Regions from separate parts of the Homo sapiens genome. Here region 1 is linked to region 2. A link is an interaction called in ENCODE POLR2A ChIA-PET data of the cell type or tissue named here. Cell type or tissue: PC-3. All regions are shown on one strand. Links, peaks and the distances in the headings refer to the core of each region. The heading gives the core; the rest is flanking DNA.

Region 1 (10,519 bases), core at 3,153-5,652, 130 kb after region 2:
TCTATAAGATTAAAAAACATATTGGGAGAAAAAAAGATTAGAAAATATCAAAAAAATGTGCTGGAACTAAGACTTACATTAAGTGATAATTTTTCCTCCTTTAAGTACCTCTGACTTGATATACTGTTTTTGCTGTTTGTTAAATAGAGACTTTAAAGCTGGATTTAATGTACACTGCAAATACACACAAGAAAACTGTCCCAAAGCTAGTAAGTATATCCAGCTACTCAGGGCAGAATTAGCATTTTTTAAGTGTCCTAATAGTATCTTCAATAAAATTTTGTTCAGCTTTTATGATAAAAGTACATTAGTTGGTATGGAGGAGACTTTGGGCTTTGACTAATTAAGCAGAAATTTATTTTCTTTATGTCAGGTTGAAGCTAAGACATAATGTTCCTTTAAAAAAAAGTTTTATGCGGCTCTTTCTATGAACGACAATATCTTATTTTTACATATACTGCCAAACATACAAATGGTGGGAGTATAAAAAACATTTCTAGTCGTAGAAATGATAAATGGTAATTCCTTTCATTCCTACAACACATTGTTTGGTATAACATATCTCCTGTGGAGAGATATAAGAAAATCATTTAACAGAAGAAATCACGTCTTAGTAAATGCCAACTACAACTTTAACTGAGAGCACAGGAATCAGTTAAGTATCTACAGTATGTAAATTTTGTAACTGTAAAGTATCTAGCAAAGTGCTCATCACAAGAGACTCAATAAATGCATACTTAAAAATAATTAAACCAGAGATACCTAATTCATACTCAGACTGGCAACAGCAACATTTTGCTTTGTAATTCTTTTGTCTGGTAAAGAATACTTCTAAGGAATTTAGAAATATGCACTGTGGACAGGTGTGGTGGCTAATGCCTGTAATCCCAGCACTTTGGGAGGCTGAGGTGGGAGAGTCACTTAAGCCCAGAAGTTTGAGACAGCCTGGGCAACATAATAAGATCTCACTTCTACAGAAAAATTAAAAAATTAGATGGGGATGGTGGTATATGCCTGTTGTCCCAGCTACTCGGGAGGCTGGGGTGGGAGGATTGCTTGAGCCTGGAAGGTTGAGGTTACAGTGAGCTGTGATCATGCCACTGCACTCCAGCCTGGGTGACAGAGTGAAATGCTGTCTAAAAAAAAAAAAAAAAAAACACAAATATGTATTGTGTCTTTGAACATATGAGCTTAAGTGAATTTAAAAAATCAGACATCAAACCATAAAGGCAAACATAAATAGGTAAAAATAATACAGTTAAACAGTAAGAGGTGGTCAAAATGGTCTTACAATCAGGTTTACTTAACACTGAGAAAGGCTCAAATGTTTTTTAGTTAATATCTATGATACTAAAATAATCTGTAAGCAAAAACTGGCCCAAGTTACAAACCAGGAAATAATTTTTGAGAACTAGTAAATGTTCATACTATTTCCCAAGAACCAATTATTTTCTATAAACTTAATGCATTGCACCTGCTCATTAAAGTGAATGCCAATATAAGAAGCTTAACCATTAAAAATGTATTTAAACATGAAGTGATGTGAACACGGCTCACTGCAAGCTCAAACTCCTGGGCTCAAGTGATATTCCTGCCTCAGCCTCCCCAGTAGCTGGAACTATAGGTGCATGCCACCATGCCTTGCTAATTAAAAAAATTTTTTTAATAGAGACAATGTTTCATTGTTGCCCAGGCTGGTTTCAAACTCCTGGGCTCAAGTGATCCTCCTGCCTCAGCCTCCCAAAGTGTTAGGATTACAGGTATGAGCCACTGTGTCTGGCTAGTTTCATTTTAAAAAAATATTTTAATATTTTAAATATTAAAACCATAAGCAGACAGCATTTTTACACATATCATTTGGTGTTTTCATCACTATGTCACTTACTTCTTGAATCTCTTTTTTTCATTTCTTGTGCTAAAGCAATGTCAAAATGTGCACTGTTAGCATTCTCACATTGGTTAATTATCCTACAGACACATTCAGCAGCAAAGACTCTAGTAGCCCATCGGGGATTGGTAAAAGGATGGGATTTTTCATCACGTCTGGTGGTCAGGACTGAGGCATCATCCCCTTTATCTCCTTCTTCTTCTTGCATTGTATCCACACAAGTTACAGCTGTAAAATCTTTTATTAAAGGAGAACATATGTAATTATAATCAACTGAAAGATATATATATATATATCAAAAGGAACAAAAAAATGACTTCAAATTCAGACTAGAATTGCTCAACTATCAATTGCTACTGATCAATCATCTTTTTAATAACATCAAATAATTAGGTCTAATAACTACATACAACTAAACAGCTGTCTAAAGGAGATGCTGTTAAGAACTGTTCCAGGTCAAAATGACCAAGCTGTTAAATTATACTCAAAGTAAAAAACAAACACAATAAAAAATATTTAAAAAAACAAACAAACACAATAGTAGATACTGAAATAATTATCAATCCCCTGCAAGTAGATGGATGTACTTAAGGAGACTCAAAATTCTCGGGTGTGGGTGGGATACATTGGGAAGGCTGTTTTAACACTGGAGCCTTGCATGGATTTCAGGAGGTTCCTGAATCTACTGAAATTGTCTGAAAATATTTTTCTTAGGATAGACTCATTGCTACCATTACAGTATCAAAGGTGTAATGATAGCTGGTCACTGAGTAGTGAATTATCTCCTCTACTTATTAACTGTTACACTTACAAACTGTTTAACAACTGAAAATGGAACTAATGCTATGAAACAAACCAAACTGCTTTTCTTATATTATCCCGTATGTCAATATTTTTTTGCACGTTAGAATACCAAACATGTCACAAATAAAGTTATGGTCAAGTTAACAGAGCCTGGAAGGTGTTTTCCTGAGAAGGTATGGAGCCAAACCTCAGAAGATGAAGAATTAATGGCAAGATAAAATTGAGCAAGCTCAGGGAGTATGAATGCAAAATTTAAAAAAGATAATTGAGACACCAGGAAAATGTAATCAGTCTATGCACACATGTATTTTCTTTTTTTTTTTTTTTTTGAGACAAGATCTTGCTCTGTTACACAATCATGGCTCACTGCAGCCTCGAACACCTGGGCTCAGGCGACATTTTCTTTTAAAGAAGTCCTTGCAATTTCTTGAGTAGTGGGGAACAGAAGAGAAAATTAGAAAAATAAAATATGTAAAGCGTAATAGTTGAAACAGCCAGTGTAAACCATTGGAAGAGGGACCAATAAGAATCAAGATAGTCAGAGCAGAGAATACAAAACATTCCAGGAATTTGGTGTTAACTTTTCTCCTATCACACAATTCAGACATGAGAGCTACATTAAATTCTAAGGCTTGGGCAACTGAGTTGGGAGCACTGAAGTACAGTGGAAGGCTTGTGGATTTTAAAAGTTGTGTAGGCGTAGGACTGAATCTGTCTATGTCTTCAGGCAGGTTACCTCTCCAAGCCTATTTTCTCTTCTATAAAACAGAATAAAATTGTCTATGCATAGAATGGGTTAAAGGCTTAAATCAGATAAATTATATACAGTTCTTGGAAAATAACTGGTTTTTCTCTTCTCTCTTCCTCTCATTTATTTTCTCTCTTACTCCAAGGATACAAATTTTAAAGATTTGAATATACTTTCTCATGAACAATTATCTTGTATTACTAAAGACATTAGGGTAATAACAGTTTTCTAATACTACTTGAAATTAACATTATTGTATGTAGTGAAACTGGCTTGCTCAAAATGTCATAACTTTGTATAACTTTCTCTTATGGTGACTAAGTAATTTCATACGGTGCGAGGGGTGGGGTGGGTATGTATGAACATATGTATGTATGTATGTATGTATGTATGTATGTATGTATGTAGAGACAGGGTTTCACTCTGTTGCCCAGGCTGGAGTGCAGTGGTGTGATCTTGGCTCACTGCAACCTCTGCCTCTCGGGCTCAAGCAATCCTCCCATCTTAGCTTCCCGAGCAGCTGGGACTACAGGTGTGAGCCACCAGGCCCAGCTAATTAAAAAAAAAATTTTTTTTTGTAGAGATGGTGTTTTGCCACGTTGCCCAGGCTGGTCTCAAACTCCTGGACTTGAGCAATCTGCCTGCCTCAGCCTCCCAAAGTGCTGGGATTATAGGGGTAAGCCACCACACCTGGTCTCAAATATTTGTTGTATGTATGAAAAGAAATGATGGGAACAATATACATCAAGTCACACCTTTTAGGGCATAAACAATAACTTTACTTTTTAATTTGTTTTATATAGGAAAGTCATCTAAGACAGCCAAAGGGAAAAAGAGCAGGCTTAAGTATTGGATTTATATTGTTCAAATTACAGAGAATTCTAAAACACTAGAAATACAATCTTCATTTGAAGAAAAGCAACAATCAGACAGTCAGAATCCAGCTAGTTAGACAAGACTGATGAATTCTCAGTGGTAAACAATTTTATGTAAAGTTTCAAATTTCAATTTTATTATTTTAACTGATAATGTCCAATACTTACCAGCTGATGCAGCAAGTACATCTTTACAAAGCTTTAACCACAGGGAGAGTTTTTCCACTGCCATAGATGTAAGCATATAATTTAAAGTCTCTTTGATATCATGGCATAATCTCTCATCTGTCTCCTTGTCTAGTAAGATCAACAATGCCCCCTCAAGGCCAACTTCTCTGATGTTAGCATCTGACAAGAAGAAAATCAATTATCTAAGTAATACAGAAAACAAAACTACCATATCAGAAGCTCACACATTCAGTAGTTATTCAAATAGTAGATAAAAATACATCTTAAAGAACTAGCCCAAATACTGTGCTTTAATCTACTGAGATCCATTTTAGTTCACACTTGAATTTTGGGATTTATGATCCTATATAGCAGTATTTTATGTAATGTCACTGAAAAAAAGTATTCATATGTTATTATTAATATGTTTTCTTAATCAGGTAAAAAGTTTTACCCAATTAGTGTCCAATACTTACAAAATTTTTTTTTCTTTATTCGAGACAGAATTTCACTCTTGTTGCCCAGGCTAGAGTGCAATGGCACGATCTTGGCTCACTGCAACCTCCGCCTCCCAGGTTCAAGCAATTCTCCTGCCTCAGCCTCCCTAGTAGCTAGAATTACAGGCACCCGCCACCACGCCCAGCTAATTTTTTTTTATTTTTAGTAGAGATGGGGTTTCACTACGTTGCCCAGGCTGGTCTCAAATTCCTGACCTGAGGCGATCCACCCATCTCAGCCTCCCAAAGTGCTGAGATTACAGGTGTGAGCCACTGAACCCAGCTCAATACTTACAAATTTTATTCAGTGCTTAATTTTTTTTTTTTCCTTTTGAGACAGAGTCTCACTCTGTCACCCAAGATGGAGTGAAGTGGTGCAATCTCGGCTCACTGCAACCTCTGCCTCCCGGGTTGAATTGGTTCTCCTGCCTCAGTCTCCTAAGTAGCTGGGACTACAGGTGCCTGCCACCATGTCTGGCTAATTTTTGTATTTTTAGTAGAGACGGGGTTTCACCATGTTGGTCAGGCTGGTCTTGAACTCCTGACCTCAAGTGATCCACCCACCTTAACCTCCCAAAGTGCTGGGATTATAGGCGTTGAGCCACAGTGCCCAGCCTCCAGTGGCACTTTTTTTTTTTTTTTTTTTTTTTTTGAGACCGAGTCTTGCTCTGTTGCCCAGGCTGGAGTGCAGTGGCATAATCTTGGCTCACTGCAACCTCCGCCTCCTGAGTTCAAGCAATTCTCCTGTCTCAGCCTGCTGAGTAGCTGGGACTAGAGGCGACCACCACCACGCCCTGCTAATTTTTGTATTTTTAGTAGAGACGGGTTTCAACAGTGGCCAGGCTGGTCCCGAACTCCTGACCTTAGGTGATCCACATGCCTAGGCCTCCCAAAGTGCTAGGATTATAGGCATGAGCCACCACGCCTGGCCCAGTATAATTATTTTCTAGTTTTAAAAAAACATAATTAAGTTTTCCTTATTCTGGTATAAAGCTTTAAAATATATTAACGTGAGAGTAAAGCTCAAACAGAAAACAAACACTATATGGAGAACACTGTTTAATTACTACAACTAAGCTATTGTGGACTACTGAATAAACATATATCACTATACAATATTCTCACTACAAAGTAATACCTCAAAGGGGAAATACTAGCCTTGATCTAGCATCTACTATTACCTTTAATTCTGAAAATGCCAAAAGGACAAATACATTTTCTCTTGAAGAGTTAACTCATCTAGCATTTATGAAAGCATGTAGATTTGAAAGGTTATATTATTAGTAGACTATTCTATTTATTTATTGTTTTGGAGACAGAGTCTCGCTCTGTCGCCCAGGTTGGAGTACAGTGGCACAATCTCACTGCAATCTCTGCCTCCTGAGTTCAAGCGATTCTCCTGCCTCAGCCTCTCCAGTAGCTGGGATTACAGGCATGTGCTACCATGCCCAGCTAATTTTTTTTTTTATTACCTTGTAGAGACGAGGTTTCACCATGTTGGCCAGGCTGGTCTCGAACTCCTGACCTCAGATCCACCCGCCTCAGCCTCCCAAAGTGTTGGGATTGTAGGAGTTAGCCACTGTGCCTGGCCTTTGTGGGTGTTTTGTTTTGTTGGTACTAGACTATTTTAAAAGAGAAATTATCTTTTAAATATTAGAAGGAGGTGATAGAAATGTTTCAGATTAGGGATCTAACAAGATATAATAGCTAAGGTAATGTGAGTCATGACTGGATCTTAGATTTAGGTGGCAGTGAGGGGAGAGGAATCATAAAGGACATTTTTTGGATGACTAGGGAAATGTGTGTGAGGGCTGCAAATCAATATTGATTTTCTTAGGTGTGTGATCATGTATGGGTATGTCCTTTGCATTAGTCCATTTTCATACTGCTATAAAGACATACCCAAGACTGGGTAATTTATTTAAAAAAGAGGTTTCAGTCCAGGCACAGTGGCTCACGCCCATAATCCCAGCACTTTGGGAGGCTGAGGCAGGTGGATCACCTGAGGTCAGGAGTTTGAGACTAGCCTGGCCAACATGGTGAAACCCCATCTCACTAAAAATACAAAAAATTAGCCAGGCATGGTGGCAGGTGCCTGTAATCCTAGCTACTTGGGCAGCTGAGGCAGGAGAATCGCTTGAACCCAGGAGGCGGAGCTTGCAGTAGGCCAAGGTTGCACCATTGCACTCCAGCCTGGGAGACGGAGTGAGACTCTGTCTTGAAAGAAAAGGAAAAAAAAAAAAAAGAGGTTTCATTGACTCACAGTTCCACATGATTGGGGAAGCCTCAGGAAACATACAATCATGGTGGAAGGGGAAGACGCATGTCTTACATGGCAGCAAGCAAAAGAGAGCATGTGAAGGAGGCAAAGGGGGAAGAGCCCCTTATAAAACCATCAGATCTTGTGAGAACTCACTATCACGAGAACAGCATGGGGGAAACTGTCCCCATGATCCATTTACCTCCCACCAGGTACCTCCTTCAACAACTGGGGATTCTAATTGAAAATGAGACTTGGGTGGTGACACAAAGCCAAGCCATATCATTCCACCCCTGGCCCCTCCCAAGTCTTATGTCCACATTTCAAAACCAATCATGCCTTCCCAACAGTCTCCCAAAGTCTTAATTCATTTCAGCATTAACTCAAAAGTCCATAGTCCAAAGTCTCATCTGAGACAAGGCCTATGAGCCTGTAAAATCAAAAGCAAGTTAGTTACTTCCTAGATACAATGGGGGTACAGGCATTGGGTAAATACTCTTGTCCCAAATGGGAGAAATTGGGCTGCAGTCCCCACGCAAGTCCAAAATCCAGTGGGGCAGTCATAAAATCTGAAAGCTCCGAAGTGATCTCCTTTGATTCCATGTCTCATATCCAGGGAACACTGATGCAAGAGGTGGGCTCCTACAGCCTTGGGCAGCTCCACCCTGTGGCTTTGCAGGGTATAGCCCCCTGCCCCACCTACTTTCACAGCTGGCGTTGAGTATATGTGGCTTTTTCAGGCGCACAGTGTAAGCTGTCAGTGGATCTACCACTCTGGGGTCTAGAGACCCTCTTCTTTTCTTATTTTTTTGAGATGGAGTCTCGCTCTGTCATCCAGTCTAGAGTGCAATGGCATGGTCTCGGCTCACCGCAACCTCCACCTCCTAGGTTCATGTGATTCTCCTGCCTCAGCCTCCTGAGTAGCTGGGATTACAGGCATGCACCACCATGCCTGGCTAATTTTTCTATTTTTAGTAGAGATGGGGTTTCACCATGTTGCCCAAGCTGGTCTTGAACTCCTGACCTCGTGATCCACCCGCCTTGGCCTCCCAAAGTGCTGGGATTATGGGCGTGAGCCATCATGCCCGGCCTTGACAGTGGTCCTCTTCTTACAGCTCCACTAGGCAGTGCCTCAGTGGGGACTCTGTGTGGGGGCTCTGACCCTTCATTTTCCCTTTGCACTGCCCTAGCAGAGGTTCTCCATGAGGGCTTCACCCCTGCAGCAGACTTCTGCCTGGACATCTGGGCATTTCCATGCATCCTCAGAAATCTAGGTGGAAGTTCCCAAACCTCAGTTCTTGAATTCTGTGCACCAGCAGGCCCAACACCATGTAGAAGCTGCCAAGGTTTGGGGCTTGCACTCTCTGAAGCAATGGCCTGAGCTGTACCTTGGTCCCTTTTAGCCATGGCTGGAACAGCTGGAACACAAGGCAACAATTCCCAAGGCTGCACAGAGCACGGGGACCCTGGGTCTGACCCATAAAACCATTTTTCCCTCCTAGGCCTCTGGGAGGGGCTGTTGTTGAGGTCTTTGACATGCCCTGGAGACATTTTCTTCATTGTCTTGGCAAAAAGATTAACATTCGAGGCCAGCGCCGGTAGCTCACACCTGTAATCCCAGCACTTTGGGAGGCCGAGGTGGGTGGATCACGAGGTCAAAAGATCGAGACCATCCTGGCTAACAAGTAGTGAAACCCTGTCTCTACTAAAAAATACAACAAATTAACTGGGTGTGGTGGCAGGTGCCTGTAGTCCCAGCTATTCGGGAGGCTGAGGCAGGAGAATAGCATGAACCCAGGAGGCAGAGCTTGCAGTGAGCCAAGATTGCGCCACTGTGCTCCAGCCTGGGCGACAGAGTGAGACTCTGTCTCAAAAAAAGAAAGATTAACATTTGACTCCTTGTTACTTGTGAAAATTTCTGCAGTGCGCTTGAATTTCTCCCCAGAAAATGGGGTTTTCTTTTCTATCACATCCTCAGGCTGCAAATTTTCCAAACTTTTATATGCTCTGCTTCCCTCACCTTTTTTTTTTTTTTTTTTTGAGACAGAGTCTCACTTTGTCGCCCAGGCTGGAGTGCAGTGGCGCAACCTCAACTCACTGCAGCCTCTGCCTCCTGGGTTCAAACGATTCTCCTGCCTCAGCCTCCCCAGTAGCTGGGGTTACAGGTGCCACCACCACGCATGGCTAAGTTTTGTATTTTTAGTAGAGATGGGTTTTCATCATTTGACCAGGCTGGTCTCAAACTCCTGACCTCAGGTGATCCACCCACCTCAGCCCCTCAAAGTGCTGGGACTACAGGCATGAGCCACCGCACCCAGCCTCTGATTCCCTTTTAAACATAAATTCCAATTTCAGATAATCTCTCTCAAGTTCAAAGTTTCACAGATCTCTAGGGCAGGAGCAAAACGCTGCCAGTCTCTTTGCTTAAGCATAGCAAGAGTGACCTTTACTACAATTCCTAGAAGTTCCTCAACTCAATCTAAGACCATCTCACCTTGGGCTTCATTGTCCACATTATTATCAGCATTTTGGTCAAAGCCATTCAACAAGTCTCTAGAAGTTCCAGACTTTGCCACATCTTCCTGTCTTCTTCTGAGCCCTCCAAACCATTCCAACCACTGCCTATTACCCAATTCTAAAGCTGCTTCCAAATTTTTGGGTATCTTTATAGCAGTGCCCCACTCCTGGTACCAATTTACTGTATTAGTCTGTTTTCACACTGCTATAAAGAGATACCTGGGACTGGGTAATTTATAAAGGAAAGAGGTTTAATTGACTCACAATTCTGCATTGTTAGGGAGGCCTCAGGAAACTTACAATCATGGTGGAAGGGGAAGAGGCACGTTTTACATGGCAGCAGGTGAGAGTGTGTGTGAAGGAACTGAAGGGGCAAGAGCCCCTTATGAAACCATCAGATCTCATGAGAACGCACTCACTATCATGAGACCACCATGTGGAAAACCGCTCCCATGATCCAATCACCCCCAACTAGGTCCCTCCCTCAACACCTGGGGATTGTAATTCAAGATGAGATTTGGATTGGGACACAAAGCCAAACCATATCCTTCTTCTTGGGAAATGCAAACTTAAGTATTTAGGGTGAACTGTCATGATGTCTGGGGCCTGCTTTAAGATGATTTGGCAAAAGGTTTACGTGTGTATATGGAGGGAGATGTCGATAAAATAAGTGTCATAAAGACATTAAGTAGATGAATCAACATGTTCACTGCATAATTCTTTTGGGTTCAAAAAATTATAATATCTGTTATGATGATCTGT
Region 2 (10,519 bases), core at 4,852-7,351:
CCTGAATAATGCTAAAATGATACTTCTAGGCACAAAATTTTATATATAATTACAGTTGCTCAAAATTTTAAGCTTGCCAAGTATTTACCTCTTACATTACAGGTAGAAATTCTTCTTTTTTATTATCTTAACGTGAGTACTATATTATTAATATAATACCAATAGATTAGGAAGCCTATTTAGGAAACTTTAGGATCAATCAGTCTATACAGAACTCCTGTCAGAGTAGTCAACCACACAAGTGAGATTATGAAGAATCTTCAGATGACTCCAAATTAGGCACTGGTTTCCAAAATGCTACCTGTAAAGACATCAGAATCTTTCCCTGATGGAAGCAATAAAAAAAGGTTACATGAGGTTCCAAAGAGAAAGAATTTCCCTGGGAACTGTAATATTTTCTGTATTATAACTACCATATGCTTTTTTCACTTGAACTTGGGCCAAGATTTCAGAAGATTGGCAAAGACATGAAAGAATATAACTGTTTTTAAAAAAAATAAAGGGCATTATCTGTAGTAGAGATATTTTATAAAATAGTCTGTAAATCAGGCACTTCATTTTAAAAAAATGAAATATTTTAACTGAAAAACCTGAACACATCTGGTTTCTTAAAGACAATAAATAACGCAACATCTTTTGATCCATTTCATATTCCATTTTTGCCTCTGCTCCCAGCCTTGACTTTCTTGGTATTGCTGAGCTAAAAATAACTCCTGGTACAGCAGCTGAAAATTGTGGTTTTCCCTTGCAAAGAAAAAGGGGGTAAAGTCCAATTATAAGATGTAAGTTTGCTTTTCTCCAATTAAAATACACATACAAATTTGACTGCAATTCATTCAACACATCTATTGAATGCCTTTCTACACCAAGTGCTATGCTAAGTGTTGGGGGTGGGACACAAAGATGAGTAAGAAAGAGTTCACTGACTCTGAAGAATTCAATCTAATGATACAGTCAAGAACTATGCAAAGTACACTTACAAAGCGTTATAAAACACAATGTCATACCCATAAATAAAAATGATAAAAATCTATCTCTGATAAATTTTCCTTGTATTTTTCCTGTTGAAACTATTAAGAGTGGTTTTTAACTTTTTTTTTTTTTGAGACAAGGTCTCACTCTGTAGCCCAGGCTGCAGCACAGTGGTGCAATTTCGGCTCACTGCAACCTCCGCCTCCCAGGGTCAAGCAATTCTCCTGCCTCAGACTCCCAAGTAGCTGAGATTACAGGCGCATGCCACCAGACCTCTGCTAATTTTTGTATTTTTAGTAGAGATGGGGTTTCACCATATTGGCCAGACTGGTCTCAAACTCGCGACATCAGGTGATCCACCCGCCCTGGCCTCCCATAGTGCTGGGATTACAGGCATGAGCCACCAGTGGAGCCTGGCCTCTACATTTTTTTAGCTGACAGAAACTCTGGTAATCGTCACAAAAGCTCCCTGAATTTAATCACCTATGGACCCCCTGGAGTCCCAGGTAAACCCTCACAGACAGTGTTTCTCATTCCAGCACTTCTCTCTGCTGTCCACTGAAAAGAAGCACATACACAGTTGCTGTCTGTTTACAGGAATTCATTTAACTTTTTTTTTTTTTTTGAGACGGAGTCTCACTCTGTCTCCCAGGCTGGAGTGTGGTAGTGCAATCTGGGCTCACTGCAACCTACACCTCCCGAGTTCAAGCGATTCTCGTGCCTCAGCCTCCTGAGAAGCTGGGATTACAGGAATGTGCCACCACACCCTGCTAATTTTTCTATTTTTAGTAGGGAGGGGGTTTCTTCGCCATGTTGGCCAGGTTGGACTTGTACTCCGGAATTTAAGTCATCCACCTGACTCAGCCTCCCAAAGTATCGGGATTACAAGCATGAGCCACCGTGTTCAGCTCATTTATTTAACTCTTGAGGATTATACATATTTGATATATCAATGAACATTCCTTCTCCAGTAAAGGGTCAGGGCTGATCAACAAAAGTAATTCATTTCCCTATTACTCTGCCATTGGGTAGAAGAAAACAGGTCAATATAGAAAAGGCAGGTACAGGTCGGGCGCAGTGGCTCACACCTGTAATCCCAGCACTTTGGGAGGCCGAGGCGGGAGGATCACGAGGTCAGGAGTTCGAGACCAGCCTGGCCTATATGGTGAAACCCTGTCTCTACTAAAAAATACAAAAATTGGCTGGGCATGGTGGTGTGCGCCTGTAGTCCCAGCTACTCAGAAGGCTAAGGCAGAAGCATTGCTTGAACCCGGGAGGCAGAGGTTACAGTGAGCCGAGATTGCGCCACTGCACTCCAGCCTACACGACAGAGCAAGACTCCGTCTCAAAACAAAAAAAAAAAAAAGAAAGAAAAGGCAGGTATATTAATGGTAGAAAGTAAGGAAAGTACTTATTGATACTGTATCTGCTAAAAAAAAAAACAAAAAAGAATACAATACTCTTCCTCCTGCATACTAACAACAAGTTTCTCAACTCCACAAATACCTTCCATGGGCATTTTAGGCATTAGGTGGAAAACAGGTCCAATATAAGCAATCTCTTCAATTCACTCCTTCAGTATCTGGATATTAGCTATTTGTGTGCCAGGCACTATGCTTAGCAATGGGAAAACAAAGACGAGCTCGTAGTCCAGTGGAGAACTGAAAGTATAGTAAAGTGGAAGTAGTGTATACATGTGAGAATATGCAGGAGGGGTCTTTGAAGACATTTAAATTTGATCCTGTAGGTGAAGAACCCAACAGATTCTGTAAAAGGGAGTAGCACAGGCAAATCAATTTTTAAGACTATAACTCAGGGCCAGGCACCGTGGCTGGTCTCGAACTCCTGACCTCAACTGATCCACCCACCTCGGCCTCCCAAAGTGCTGGGACTGCAGATAGGCATGAGCCACCACGCCCAGTCCCAGCCCTTAACTTTTTACCATCAAACCCAAAACATGTGCATCTAACGTCTCTATCTTCTCTGTTACAACGGCAGTACACAACTTCTTTCTGCCTAAAACCAATCTCTCCACCAGTGGATCAGGGTTTTGCTACTCAAGGTGGGATTTTCTGACCAACAGTTTCTGCATAATCTAGGACCATATTAGAAATGCAGAATATCAAGCTTCATATAAGACCAACTGAATCAGAATATGCATTTTAACATGATCCCCAGGTGACTCTCATTATGCACATTAAAATTTAAGAAGCACTGCTTCTATACAAAAGCCAATTCTCTCCCAGTTTTTCAGAATCCTTACCCTAGGGATTATTCACTCTCTTTCTTATCTCTTTGACCTTTAAAAGAAAAAACCCCACACTCCTTTTCCAATTCAATTCTTCAAAAAAGTTTCCACATGTCCTCCATTTCATGTTCCACTCACTCCTCAACCCATTCAGATCTGCCCCTCACCACCACTCCACTCAGCTCTCATTAAGATCAATGACCTTGAGAATGTTGCTAAATCTAAAGGACATCTTTTCATCTAACCCCTACTTGACCTCTCACTAGTATTCAAAACAATTGCCCTTTCTCTTCTTGAATCACTTTCTTTCCTGTGTTGACATGCGCACTAATGATGCAAAAGCAATAGTGGATAAAACTGCAGGTGCTTTAACATGAATCAAGGCAGTAGCCCTAACCTGTACTAGATAACTGTATTCTTCACTGCCAAGCACTGGTATTAAGAAAAAAGCCAGTTTCACTAAAGAATAAACTAGATGAAGCAAAATTATTAAATTTACTAAATCTCAACCCCTGAAGATACATCTTTTCAATATTCTACTTAAAGGAAATGGGAATTAATTATAAAGCACTGCATACGGAAGAATAATGGCAAAGTACATACTTGAGGACTGAACTAGCCACTTTTTTCTTGCAACACCATTTTTACTTGAAGGACTATCAGACAAACTGATCATTCAGACTTGGCTATCTGGCAAACATTTTTTCAAAATTTAATCACGTATGCCTTTCATTTCAAGGAAAACGATCAACTGTATTTGTTGCCAATCATAACACTCAACTTTACAAGCAAAAATGACATTTTTGGAAAACTTGTATTTGACACCATGAGCTTGAAAGCTTCTGAATATTTAAAAACTTGTCTGATGAGAGTGGTAGTCATATTGACAAATAAGACTTTTTGGCACTGTGGAATGAGATATGTCCACATTTGGAAAATCTGTGTAACTCAGTGGACTGATATTTTCCACATGACCAATGCATAATTTTTGCAAAAGTAAACATGGGTAAAACAGTCACTCAAAGTATAAGACAGACCATCAGATTTTAATGTAACAGAGTGAGTATAAGTTCACTGATATGATATCAGAATCCACATTATAACTAATCCTGGTAGGGTGCAGTGGCTCATGCCTGTAATCCAGTACTTTGGGAGGCCAAGGCAGGTGCATCACTTGAGGTAAGGAGTTCGAGGCCAGCCTGACCAACATAAAATACTAAAAATAAAAAAAATTATTCCAGTGTGGTTGTCTGCGCCTGTAGTCCCAGCTACTCAGGAGGCTAAGGCGGGAGAACTGCTTGAATCTAGGAGGTGGAGGTTGCAGTGAGCCAAGATCGCACCACTACACTCCAACCTGGGTGCGAGAATCTGCCTCGAAGAAAAAAAAAAAAAAAAAAACAGAATCCACATTATAACTAATCCTTAAGAAACTATCACTTGTTGAATTTTGACATGTTATCAAAGAAGCATATCCATGATTACGTTAAAAAATATAATATTCTTCTTCCCTTTCCCAAATACATCTGTGGATGATTTTTTCATATATTTCAATCAAAATAACATAATGCAACAAACTGAATGCAGAAGCAGATATGAGAATCCAGCTATCTTCCATTAAGGCAGACTTTAAGGAGATTTGCAAAAATGTAAATTAATGCCTCTATTCTCCCAAAATGTTTTCTTTTAAAAAAGTTATTTTTCACAAAAAAATTTTAACATGTAAGGGGTTTATTATTATAATTTTTTTTTTTTTTTTTGAGACAGAGTCTTGCTCTGTCGCCCAGGCTGGAGTGCAGTGGGGCGATCTCGGCTCACTGCAAGCTCCGCCTCCTGGGTTCTGACCTGAGGTCAGGAGTTCAAGATCAGCCTGGCCAACATGGTGAAACTCCGTCTCTACTAAAACTACAAAAATTAGCTGGACACGGTGGCGCACACCTGTAATCCCAGCTACTAGGGAGGCTGATGCTGGAGAATCACTTGAACCCAGGAGGCAGAGGTTGCAGTGAGCCAAGATTGTGCCACTGCACTCCAGCCTGGGTGACAGAGCAAGACTCCATCTCAAAAAAAAAAAAAAAAAAAAAAAAACAACTTCCCAGTTTCATTCTGAATATGGCAAATAGCAGTAAGCATACTAACATAAACAAAAGTTCTTCAGGATCCACAATAATTTTTAAGAGCTTAAGGAAGTCCTGAGACCATAGAGTTTAAGCATCACTGCCCTAGATCTCAATCACATCCCATGGCCACAATTAACCTCCACAGGTGCTTGACTCTAAAATTTTTCTCTAATCCAGGCTTCACCTCCAATTTCCATTTATACAACTGCTTACTTAATATCTCCACTGAGATGTCTCAAAAGTACCTCATACTCAACATATCCAAACCCAAACTCATGATCTCAATCTCTCAAACATGGTCCTCTTTCCAGTGTTCTCTCTCAGTGAGTGGCATCATCATCCATTGTAACCTGAGTCATCCACGACACTTCCTTCTCCCTCTCTCATATTTAATCATTCGACAAATCCTGACTATCTTGCCTTCCAAATCTCTCTCAAATATATTCAACTTTCTACTTTTATCACAAAACCCTCTATCTCTCTGGATCATAGCCTCCTATCAAGTCTACAAGCATTTGTTTGTTTTGTTCCCACTTCCTATCTCTCCTTACTCATCCTTCCTAGCTCTAGGAAAAACCACTTCCCCTTTCTTGGCCAGGCACGGTGGCTCACGCCTGTAATCCCAGCACTCTGGAAGGCCAAGGCGGGAGGATCACTTAAGCTCAGGAGTTCTAGATCAGCCTGGGGAACCTAGTGAGACCTTGTCTCCATCTAATTTAAAAAAAAAAAAAAAAAAAAAAGGTCACACCTGTAATCCCAGCACTTTGGGAGGCCAAGGCGGGCGGATCACTTGAGGTCAGGAATTCGAGACCAGCCTGGCCAACATAGTGAAACCCGATCTCTACTTAAAAATACAAAAAGTAGCCAGGCATGGTGGCGTGTGCATGTAATTCCAGTTACTGGGGCGGCTGAGGCAGGAGAATCACTTGAACCTGGGAGGTGGAGGTTGCAGTGAGCTCAGATCACGCTATTACACTCCAGCATGGGTGACAGAGCAAGACTCTTGTCTTGAAAAAAAAAAAAAGAAAAACCACTTCCCCAAAGACCACTCTGCCCATCCCCACCTCTCCAGGTCTTGTCCCTGCTTCATGCTGTCACAGTACCCTGAGCTTTTCCTTCATGACATTTAACACAGTTTGTAACCACATTTTTTCCCCACAATTATCTGTTTTCCCTATTAGACTATTAGGCACATAAGGTGCTGTATTTGTTTTGGTCATCACCATATCTTTCCAAGACCTAACATAAAGTAGACAATTTAAAGTTAAAAAACTTGTTCCTGTACAGGTATTTTTTTACCTTTTAGTGTAAACATATCAAAAAAGATTTTTTTACCACTGTGTTCAATAACTTTGGAATCCAGACTCAAAACAATGTTCCTTGGATATCTCTTGAAGGATACACTAGGAAATGATTAACAGTGGTTTCCTCTGGGAAGAGGAACCAAGTAACCAGGAGACAGGAAAGGGAAGACAACGGACTTTTTACTGTATATCCTTTTGTGCCCTCAAAATTAAGTGACATCATTATTTTTTAAATAAAGCCTACTAGCACCTAAAAGCATCTTCTGAGATGCTCAATTTCCAGAGGACATAACTTTCAAATTATATTCAGATTTAGTAGCAAGATCTAGAAATGCCCATAATACATATTTATAACATTAATACATATGATGATCACCTATTTTGATGTGAATACAAAATGCTCATTAGCTAATAACTCATATTACTATTACTTACTTTTTTTTTTTTTTTTGGAGGCACGGTCTCACTCTGTCACCGAGGCTGGAGTGCAATGGCACAATCTTGGTTCACTGCAACCTCCGGCTCCCAGGTTCAAGAGATTCTCCTGCCTCAGCCTCCCAAGTAGCTGGGATTACAGGCACATGCCACAGTGCTCAGCTAAATTTTGTATTTTTAGTTGAGATGGGGTTTCACCATGTTTGCCAGGCTGGTCTTGAACTCCTGACCTCAAGTGATCTGCCCACTTCAGCCTCCCAAAGTGCTGGGATTACAGGCATGAGCCACCGCACCCGGCCATGTTTACATTACTACATTTTAGAACTCGATACATCAGGTAAAAGCAAAAACGAATCTTGAACGTGTTTTACTTTCTGGAGCATTACCTTGATAAGTTCAGGCATTAATAAGAAGCACTGACACATCATAGAAGAAGTTATATTCGTTGAACTTCAGAAAGACACTGTCAAAATGGGTACAAACAGTGGAGAGCCGGCCGGGCGCGGTGGCTCACGCCTGTAATTCCGGCACTTTGGGAGGCTGAGATGGGTGGATCACAAGGTCAGGAGATTGAGACCATCCTGGCTAACACAGTGAAACCTCGTTTCTACTAAAAATACAAAAATTAGCTGGGCATGGCTAAAATAGCACTGCGCTCCAGCCTGGGTGACAGAGCGAGACTCTGCCTCAAAAAAAAAAAAAAAAAAAAGTGGAGAGCCATGTACAATACTAAGTTAAAGGAAAAAGAAATCCTTGACTATTATCCCATTTATTTTCAGAAAAATCCTGCAAGGATGAGGAAACAGACTTCAAAGGCTATCACACAACTATTCAGTGGAAAAGGCAGGTATCTGAACCCAAGTCTATCCCATTGCAGAGGCCACTGTTTCTACCACACCACCTGCCTTTCCTGACTAAACAGATGTGAAACTATTAAGACAAGCTAATTAAGCAAACATATTATCAGGACATACAGGCATGTTTTGGTTTATTAGACAGAACTAAGTCCTATTTGCTACTACTTTATGAAATCAAGGTAGTATGAAAGATTTTTACCAATATTCAAAATATGCACATCATCTTGCTTTTTTTGCCTGCTGGGAGTTGATTGTTTAAAAGAATTTTAAAAGACCTTTCCAAATCAATCACTTTATTCATGGAATAAAGTGCTAAAATAAAATTCAAAATTAGATATTTATTAATGATGGCATCAGTGGGTAGCCCACTTTACTCAAAACACTTAACATACATTCTCTCCTTTAATCCTCACAAGAAGGCCCACTGGAAAAAAGACTACTGGCTGGGCATGGTGGCTCACACCTGTAACCCCAGCACTTTGGGAGGCTAAGGCAGGTGGATCAGGAGATCAAGAGATGGAGACCATCCTGGTCAACATGGTGAAACCCCATCTCTACTAAAAATACAAAAATTAGCCAGGTATGGTGGCACGCACCTGTTGTCCCAGCTACTCGGGAGGCTGAAGCAGGAGAATCACTTGAACCTGGGAGGCGGAGGTTGCAGTGAACCAAGATCGCACCACTGCACTCCAGCCTGGGCAACAGAGCAAGACTTCATATGAAAAAACAGAAAAGAAAAAAAGACTACTGCCATTTTACAGGGGAAGAAAGTAAGGCTCTCAGAGGCTAATGAACACAACAGACCAAGAATCTGAACCCAAGTCTCTGATGCCACAGCCCATTCTTTCCATCTCACTATGCCTCCCTCACTAGTTTCAAGAAGGAACCAGGACAATTTTCCCTTGTAACAACAAGAAAATCTGGCTATAGAATGAAAAGCAAACTAATGTTTAAAAACAAAACAGTCACAAAATTAAACCAAATGTCTAGTTTTTGGAGGTTACTGGTACACTACCCCAAACACGGCTAACCCCTTCAACTTGAAATACTCTTGTATCTTCATATAGTAAATCATATCTGACTTAACTTTAGGTTCATTTCCTTAAAATTACATTATAAAGCCAGGTGTGGTGGCACAGCCTATAGTCCCAGCTACTGAAGAGGCCGAGGCAGGAGAATCGCTTGAACCCAGGAGCTCGAGGCCAGACTGGGCAACATAGTGAGGCCCCAGTCTCTTAAAAATTACATCATACTATATATGAATAAAGCCTAGAAAGGAAAATGGAAAAAATAACAGCTGTTATGTTAGGATGGAAGGATTTTACATAGAGATAAATTTTATGTTTTAAAAATTTCATTTAAATTGTTTTAACATGGCAACACTTTTTTTTTTTATTATACTTTAAGTTTTAGGGTACATGTGCTCAACGTGCAGGTTTGTTACATATGTATACATGTGCCATATTGGTGTGCTGCACCCATTAACTTGTCATTTACATTAGGTATATCTCCTAATGCTATCCCTCCCCCCTCCCCCTACCCCACAACAGCCCCCGGTGTGTGATGTTCCCCTTCCTGTGTCCAAGTGTTCTCATTGTTCAATTCCCACCTATGAGTGAGAACATGCATTTGGTGTTTTGTCCTTGCGATAGCTTGCTGAGAATGATGGTTTCCAGCTCCATCCATGTCCCTACAAAGGACATGAACTCATCATTTTTTATGGCTGCATAGTATTCCATGGTGTATATGTGCCACGTTTGCTTAATCCAGTCTATCATCGATCGACATTTGGGTTGGTTCCAAGTCTTTGCTATTGTGAATAGTGACACAATAAACATACGTGTGCATGTGTCTTTATAGCAGCATGATTATTATAATCCTTTGGGTATATACCCAGTAATGGGATTGCTGGGTCAAACGGTATTTCTAGTTCTAGATCCTTGAGGAATCGCCACACTGTTTTCCACAATGGTTGAACTAGTTTACAGTCAGTCCCACCAACAGTGTAAAAGTGTTCCTATTTCTCCACATCCTCTCCAGCACCTGTTGTTTCCTGACTTTTTAATGATCGGGCAACACTTTTTTAAATGTCATAACAAATACTTCTACTACATATTAGTACTAAACAGAAGCTACGAAATGACAATTGACTTGACTGACAAGTATGATTTTTAAAATACCAAAAGTAACTTTCAGGTTACCTCTAATGAAATCTATGAACGCAATTTTTAACTTGAGAGTCAGGATGAGGAAAAAAATAAAAAATAAAAATAAATTTTAAAAAATCTACTTTACTATAAATCCTGCTAAAACAAGTGTCAACTAAGGGCTAAGTTATTCTTACATACTCAAAATTCTGCCAATGACAAAAACTAATGGAAATAAATGGACCACTAACTAATTGTAATTTGGAAATTTTATTAGTAAGGATTTTTATCTTAGTACTGTTTTAACAAGAGTTACAACTGAAAGTTATTCAATAATCAAAAATGAAGGTACTTTAAAAATTTTGCCAACTGAGTAATATAAACTTTATTCCCACCTAAAACACATTAGGATAATTATACCAAATTTTTTAGGTCAACA

Evidence for each region. ChIA-PET counts read pairs that join two places held together with the same protein. Peaks named below come from ENCODE experiments on the same cell type or tissue, not always from the same donor. Only the 100,000 strongest peaks of a DNase experiment are listed, where the experiment ranks them.
Region 1: POLR2A ChIA-PET joins it to region 2 with 16 read pairs; 13 of 35 experiments call an interaction of 5 or more read pairs at or near these places.

What each region holds. Positions count from the first base shown.
Region 1 is chr14:31,321,680-31,332,198 of GRCh38, forward strand. HEATR5A (HEAT repeat containing 5A) reads right to left here. Exons shown (of 36, transcript NM_015473.4): 23 at 4,484-4,663; 24 at 1,886-2,125; 25 at 1. Among named protein-coding and RNA genes, the nearest start is that of HEATR5A, 94 kb to the right of the region's middle. In PC-3, for the core only: CTCF peaks have their summits at 4,627 and 4,827; a DNase peak (open chromatin) is centred at 4,622.
Region 2 is chr14:31,194,435-31,204,953 of GRCh38, forward strand. All of the region lies in intron 2 of HECTD1 (HECT domain E3 ubiquitin protein ligase 1), which reads right to left. Among named protein-coding and RNA genes, the nearest start is that of HECTD1, 8.1 kb to the right of the region's middle. In PC-3, for the core only: no CTCF peak of the experiment used is centred there; a DNase peak (open chromatin) is centred at 5,847; H3K27ac peaks cover 1,258 bases.